Linked DNA regions of Homo sapiens: region 1 is linked to region 2. A link is an interaction called in ENCODE POLR2A ChIA-PET data of the cell type or tissue named here. Cell type or tissue: Caco-2. All regions are shown on one strand. Links, peaks and the distances in the headings refer to the core of each region. The heading gives the core; the rest is flanking DNA. Region 1 overlaps PARP11-AS1 (PARP11 antisense RNA 1). Region 2 has its middle 41 kb from the start of LINC03141.

Region 1 (2,916 bases), core at 232-2,731, 160 kb before region 2:
CTCGGCCTCCCAAAGTGCTGGGATTACAGGCGTGAGCCACTGCACCCGGCCCTCCTTTCTCTAAATTTCTAATGCATTCAGTGCAGATCATCTGATACTAAAAAATAATATTATCTGTGACATCTGGGTGTGGAAATGTTGAATTGTATTGTTATTGATCTGCATGTCTTGGGGGGTCCTCTCTCCCAGCTCTCCTTGCCTTTCCCACATTGAGTACTGTTCTGGGGATGCTTAATAAACATGGAGAAATACTGAATGAATTTGAAGCCATTATATATAATTTTTCTGATCAGAGCATTTGGGTAACTATGTAATACATGGTAGTTTCTCTTTCAATTTAGGAGTAACAGAAAGGTGAGCCATTGCTCAGGTAGCTTAATACTAGAAAGCATGTTATTTTAAAACGTATAATAATCCTTTATCTGAATAAAAGGATTTATTATACAATTGATAATGAAGTTCTTAAACTAGCTCACTTTCCTCCCCTGTCACCATAGATAAGGGATTTGAGAAAAGTTGCAGAATACACACAATTACTAATTGAACTCATCGATGCCAACCCTATCCTAATCTAACTTTCCCTATATTGGCCAAGACAGCCTAAATCTTTGGGTTGGAGGCCAGGTTTACATTTTATCTAAAAAGTGGCATAGTTACAGTTTTTAATAATAGAGAAACTATTTTTGTGTGTTCGATATCATACCAGATATACATCCCAGCAGACATGGATTGTTTAAATATGTGAGCGCGTGGAAAGGGAGGATTGGCCTCCCTGACCCCCAACACTGTGAAATGCTTGTTCCTAGTAAATTATAAGTTGCAATAAGTCAGTTAACACCGTAGAATCACACCATTGTCCTAATAGTAAAATAGCTGTGAGAAAAGACTTGTGATAAGATTGTAACATAGGAAAAATAATGCCTTTCCAAAAATCAACAGTGCACAAGCTCACAAAGCATGCCAGAAACAAAGCAGAGACAAGAAGTCATTCAATTGTTCAACATGTGCTGCTGAGCATCTACTGTGTACCAAACCCTGTTGAGAACATGGGCATTAGGGACGTGGAGTTATATAAAAGATATATAGGCCAGGCACGGTGGCTTACGCATATAATCCCAGCACTTTGGGAGGCCGAGGTGGGTGGATCACGAGGTCAGGAGATCGAGACCATCCTGGCAAACACGGTGAAACCCCATCTCTACTAGAAATACAAAAAAAAAAAATTTAGCTGGGTGTGGTGGTGGGTGCCTGTAGTCCCAATTACTTGGGAGGCTGAGGCAGAATGGCGTGAACCCGGGAGGCGGAGCTTGCAGTGAGCTGAGATTGTGCCACTGCACTCCAGCCTGGGGGACAGAGCAAGATTCTGCTTCAAGAAAAAAAAAAAAAAAAATATATATATATATATATATATATATAGAGAGAGAGAGAGAGAGAGAGAGACAGAGAGAGAGAGAGAGAGAGAGACCTTGCTCACAAAAAGGTCACATGCCATCTTAAGGGAGAGACAATCAAATAAACAGATCACACTCCGTGGGATGACAGGTGCTACAATAGTGATTTGTGTCTCCACTGTGGCCAGGGGCTGATACCAAAGGAGAAATGCAGGACAAAGTGAGGATCTTATTTCCTGGGCGGCATGCCCAGTCCAGCACTCACAGACACCCTTCTTCCTATTCCAGAGTCCTCCTCACACACATGAGAAGAGGCTCTAGCTTCCTTTGTGGTCACTACCTCTAGTCTTCAATCACCAAGAAAAAGTCAGGAGTTGAAAGGCCAAACCGTGTACCATTATAAGCAAAGCTGCAAACTGACAAGTCAGTCCAAGGCTTACAAAGCAGTGTTTGTACGGTGCTTTCATAGGCTTGGTTGGGGGTGATAAGTACAAATTTCCCACGCAAATATATGTAAAGCTGGTGTTTAGTAAGCTTGTAATAAACGGGAGTGTTTATAACTGCTAAACATAATGATAACACTGGAACTCTTTACAAGAAAGCAAAACTAAAAGTGTGTGAAGAAACTGCCCGGCCACGTGCTGGGCTGTCCCCATCATCAGGCCCGGGAACGTAAACTCCTGCACCTTAGCTCCCTCGTGATCGACAGTCATCCAGAAAGCATATCACCTAAGCCACATCTCCCCCTTTTCCCAAAGCCCTGTCAAAGCTCGTCACTTTGAGTCAAGGAAAGCACTTGCCCTGGGAAGTCCTTCCTGTGAAGCCACCCTTATCCCTGCCATGCCTGAGCCCCAGACCCTCAACCCACCTCAGCCTCCGTCCAGTTACAAATCCCAGGCCAGTCCATCGCCTGGACTCTGGCTTCCCCACCCAGTTTCTCCTCTTCTGCTCTGCCTTGTCACCTCCTTTCCTCCTTGCTCTCCTGCTGCATCGCTCGGGAAGAAAGCCTGCTCCCCGAGAGGCTGGGCAGCAGAGGTACGACCATGCTCTCCTTCTACCTGAGAAAACCCAGGCCCAGGGAAGCCTCGCCCCTTGTCCAGGGTCACATTTCTTGTAAGTATTACATACTAAATATGTAATACATGGGACATGCAGGGACTTGAAGCCATTTCATTCTACTGTGAATAGTAGAATATTATGTTTCAGGGTCTAGACCCGAAGTCATCAGCTCCAAGAGGAGACTCTAAGATTTCTCATGGTGACTAGAAGCCTGTTAGAACACCTCCTAGAGACACACAATTGCATCCAGACTTAGAGGCATGTGGGAAAAGTAAATAAGAAAGGGAATGAGGAAAGTAACACAAGATATCATTTATATGTTCTGCTTCAAATTGTCTTTTCTGAGGGGTTTTTAGGACACAATACATCACACTTCCCTGTCCCTTGTTGTATTCAATCTTTCCAAAAGCTATGGCAGTAATGAAGGGTCTGGAAATGTCCTTCCACCTGCCATGTGAAGCTTCCA
Region 2 (2,916 bases), core at 289-2,788:
CTTGGAAGGCTTTCTGCTTCCTCGCCGCCTCCTTGGGTTCTGTGTCTTCCAAAACAGCATGGCTTGTTAGAACTCCTGCCACTTTCTTTACGTAAACATTAACTTCTTGCCTTCTAGTCATCATTTCAGCATGCACACCTGAACTGTAGTTTGAAGTAGACTGAAATCAGGGCTTGTGTCTACTGTGTCTTATTTATCTATCTGTCTTCCTATCATGCCCTCTATAGATCTAATGCAGTGCCTCGCACAAGGTGGCGTTGCATAAATGCTTGTATATTAACTGATTAATGTGCCTCCCACCCTCATGCTGGGAAGTGAGGATTTTCCACATTCTTTCAGAGTCCGTAGAAGGAACAGTCACCTTTCCTCTGGTCATTCTTGAGTCCCCGTCATCTCCAGGTGATTCTCTTCAGTGTAGCACAACTCCGTCTCTTTAATTCCTATTGCCCTCCATTTCTCATGCTTTCAGAATGGGTGATGCCTCTCCCTCCAACCCAGCACGTGAGTGTTGAGATCAGCTATAATTTTGAGGCCTTAAAAGAAATGCCCTGGGTTCATTAAATTCTAATTGCATTGATGGTGAGGAAAGATAGTTGCTTTAATTAAGAAAGACCTCCCTTGGCCAATGCTGTGGTTGTGGTGGTGGTAGTGGAGAGTGCTGTTGCTGCTGCTGTGACAAATGCTGATTATTTATGTGGTTTTCAGGGGAGTTCAGAAGCATCAGTTCACACCCACAGGCAGCCCAGTCTTTGTGTCTACCAAACATCTACAGTCTGTCATTACTTTCCTTGGGAACTTACCCAAGAGGGGAAACTTTTACCAGCTTTGGATCCTACTCAAAGTTCAGGGCACATGTCTTCCAGGAAAATAAAATCCCCCCAAATAACATACCTCTGAAGGGATTAATTCTGGTTCTAATTTCTCTTTAACAGTCTGTTTCTCAACAGACCAGGGCAGAGACCCCTTCTAAGACTGATATTGAGATTATTCCATAAATAGCCCTTTCTTTTGAATTAAACATGGTCTGCCAATGAGGCCCACTTTTAAAATACTCTTGACATTTTAGAAGAAGGCCACTTAGTGAGTTGTGAACCCTTAGGGTGGATTCATACCGAGATACTGCAGCTCCAGGATGCTTGAAGGTGGAGGGGATGTAAGAGATGCTAGGAAGGAATGTGAGGATGTGACGGTACCATGGGGAAGTCCTGCCAACTTTACCAGTTTTCCCAAGGCCATTTGAGAAAATGGAAAGCAGGATCCAGCTCAGTTCAGAAGCATCTAAACTTTGAGTAGCTCAGAAGCCAAATGATAAGTTGAAACTGTAATAAAAGGGCAAATCTAATTTATTTTGGTTTGCTTATTGAAGAACAAGAGAGGTAAGCTGAAAAAAGCACATCCGAGTCACACTTAGGCTTGCAAATGTGGAAAGATCCTACAAAGGCCAGTTTGCTACAGCATCTTTGGCTTAAACTTTTCCAAACCAGCAGCAGACATGCTTATTCTTTAATCTTGAGAAAAGAGTTTCTCCAGATTCCCTGGACAGCCCTCCTGGTGCCTTTCAACCCAGGCAGGTAGGAAGTTCCCTTAGCTACCCAGTGAAAATCCTCCTGCTTCCTGCAACACCTGTCCTCAATGAAGGGCAGGGAAGAGCTTGTCCTTCATTCCTCATGGACTTGCCTGCACTTGAACTGTCAGTCCTTCCTGGGAAAATGGTTTCTCTGGGGGGGGGTACAGATGTGTCCACAGCACCATTCCCCATGGCCAAGTGCCAAGTGACGAAAGTGTCGGGCCTTTTGAAATTGTCAGAGAAACTGATTTTCTTGTCAAGTCTCATCCTGTACAGTTGGAGGGCCAAATTCTACTTTCATGTTAGCTGCCACAGAGATCAAAGGCTGCTGACAAGGAGCTGAAGGGTTTGTGCCTGGTCTGCTTCAACCTTTCCTCAGTCCAGCATGGGGAATGCTCTTGGCTTTCGGCTTTCTTGAACTCTTATCGATCCTCCTTTGTGGGCCAACAGATGAAGGGCCTGGGAAATAATTTGAGGGATCTAACTCAGAGAGAACATTCTTACATATGCAGCGTGAGGGAGGTGAGAAACGAGAGAAGACAAGGTGAGGTATGCACAGAGCCATCCTTTGCCTCAGAAAATTCAGGCATACTAAAATAACAGGGATGTGGAGGCAGTATCAGAGGAGAAGAAAGGGTGAGATATCAGTGCCTGGTGGACACTAGAGGGTCTCTCTCCAGGGAATCTCCCAGCAGAAGGACTAGTCTTTTTGTTGCTCATCTTTGGGTATTGCATGAAGGTAGGGCACAAAGGAGATGACTTCTGAAGCCTCTTCTTACATCATGTAAGCCTTTGAGGGAGAGAGGAGAGTGAGTGATGAGCAAATTCAGGTCAGCAGCAACCTTAGATATATCTAAAGGTGTATAATAAGTCAAAGGTAAGACTGCAGGTAGGGGAGGTAGTGGTGCAAATGAGCATTGTAGAAATCATCCAGGTACACCAGGAAGGGGACCGTGGTGATAGATGAGGTGTGGAGCATGGCACCAGGAGAATAGTACTTCTGCATTCAAGAGGGCCCGTTGCTGGCTTTTCACTTTGAGCCTTCTCTTTGGTTTTTTGTGTTGCCCTCTGCTCTTTATCTACTTTTCCTTCTGGTTTTTTGTGTTGCCCTCTGCTCTTTATCTACTTTTCCTTTTCAATACCCCAAGTTTTTCTGACCAGAAGGAACCACCTACGTGCATTTCTTTACCCACAGGCAATCTGCAGACCTCCACTGAACCAGACAAGGTAGATTCTCATGGTATTAGGCATTATGGGAGACACGAAAATCTCAGAAATGGGAAGAGAAAACATCTCCAGAAAAAGAGATATGGCACTGGTGTCTGATGACACCATTAGCCTGGAAAGCT

What was found. ChIA-PET counts read pairs that join two places held together with the same protein. Peaks named below come from ENCODE experiments on the same cell type or tissue, not always from the same donor. Only the 100,000 strongest peaks of a DNase experiment are listed, where the experiment ranks them.
Region 1: POLR2A ChIA-PET joins it to region 2 with 13 read pairs; 2 of 35 experiments call an interaction of 5 or more read pairs at or near these places.

Annotation. Positions count from the first base shown.
Region 1 is chr12:3,889,361-3,892,276 of GRCh38, forward strand. All of the region lies in intron 1 of PARP11-AS1 (PARP11 antisense RNA 1), which reads left to right. Among named protein-coding and RNA genes, the nearest start is that of PARP11, 17 kb to the left of the region's middle. In Caco-2, for the core only: no CTCF peak of the experiment used is centred there; no DNase peak of the experiment used is centred there.
Region 2 is chr12:4,051,110-4,054,025 of GRCh38, forward strand. No RefSeq gene overlaps it. Among named protein-coding and RNA genes, the nearest start is that of LINC03141, 41 kb to the left of the region's middle. In Caco-2, for the core only: no CTCF peak of the experiment used is centred there; a DNase peak (open chromatin) is centred at 1,786; H3K27me3 peaks cover 136 bases.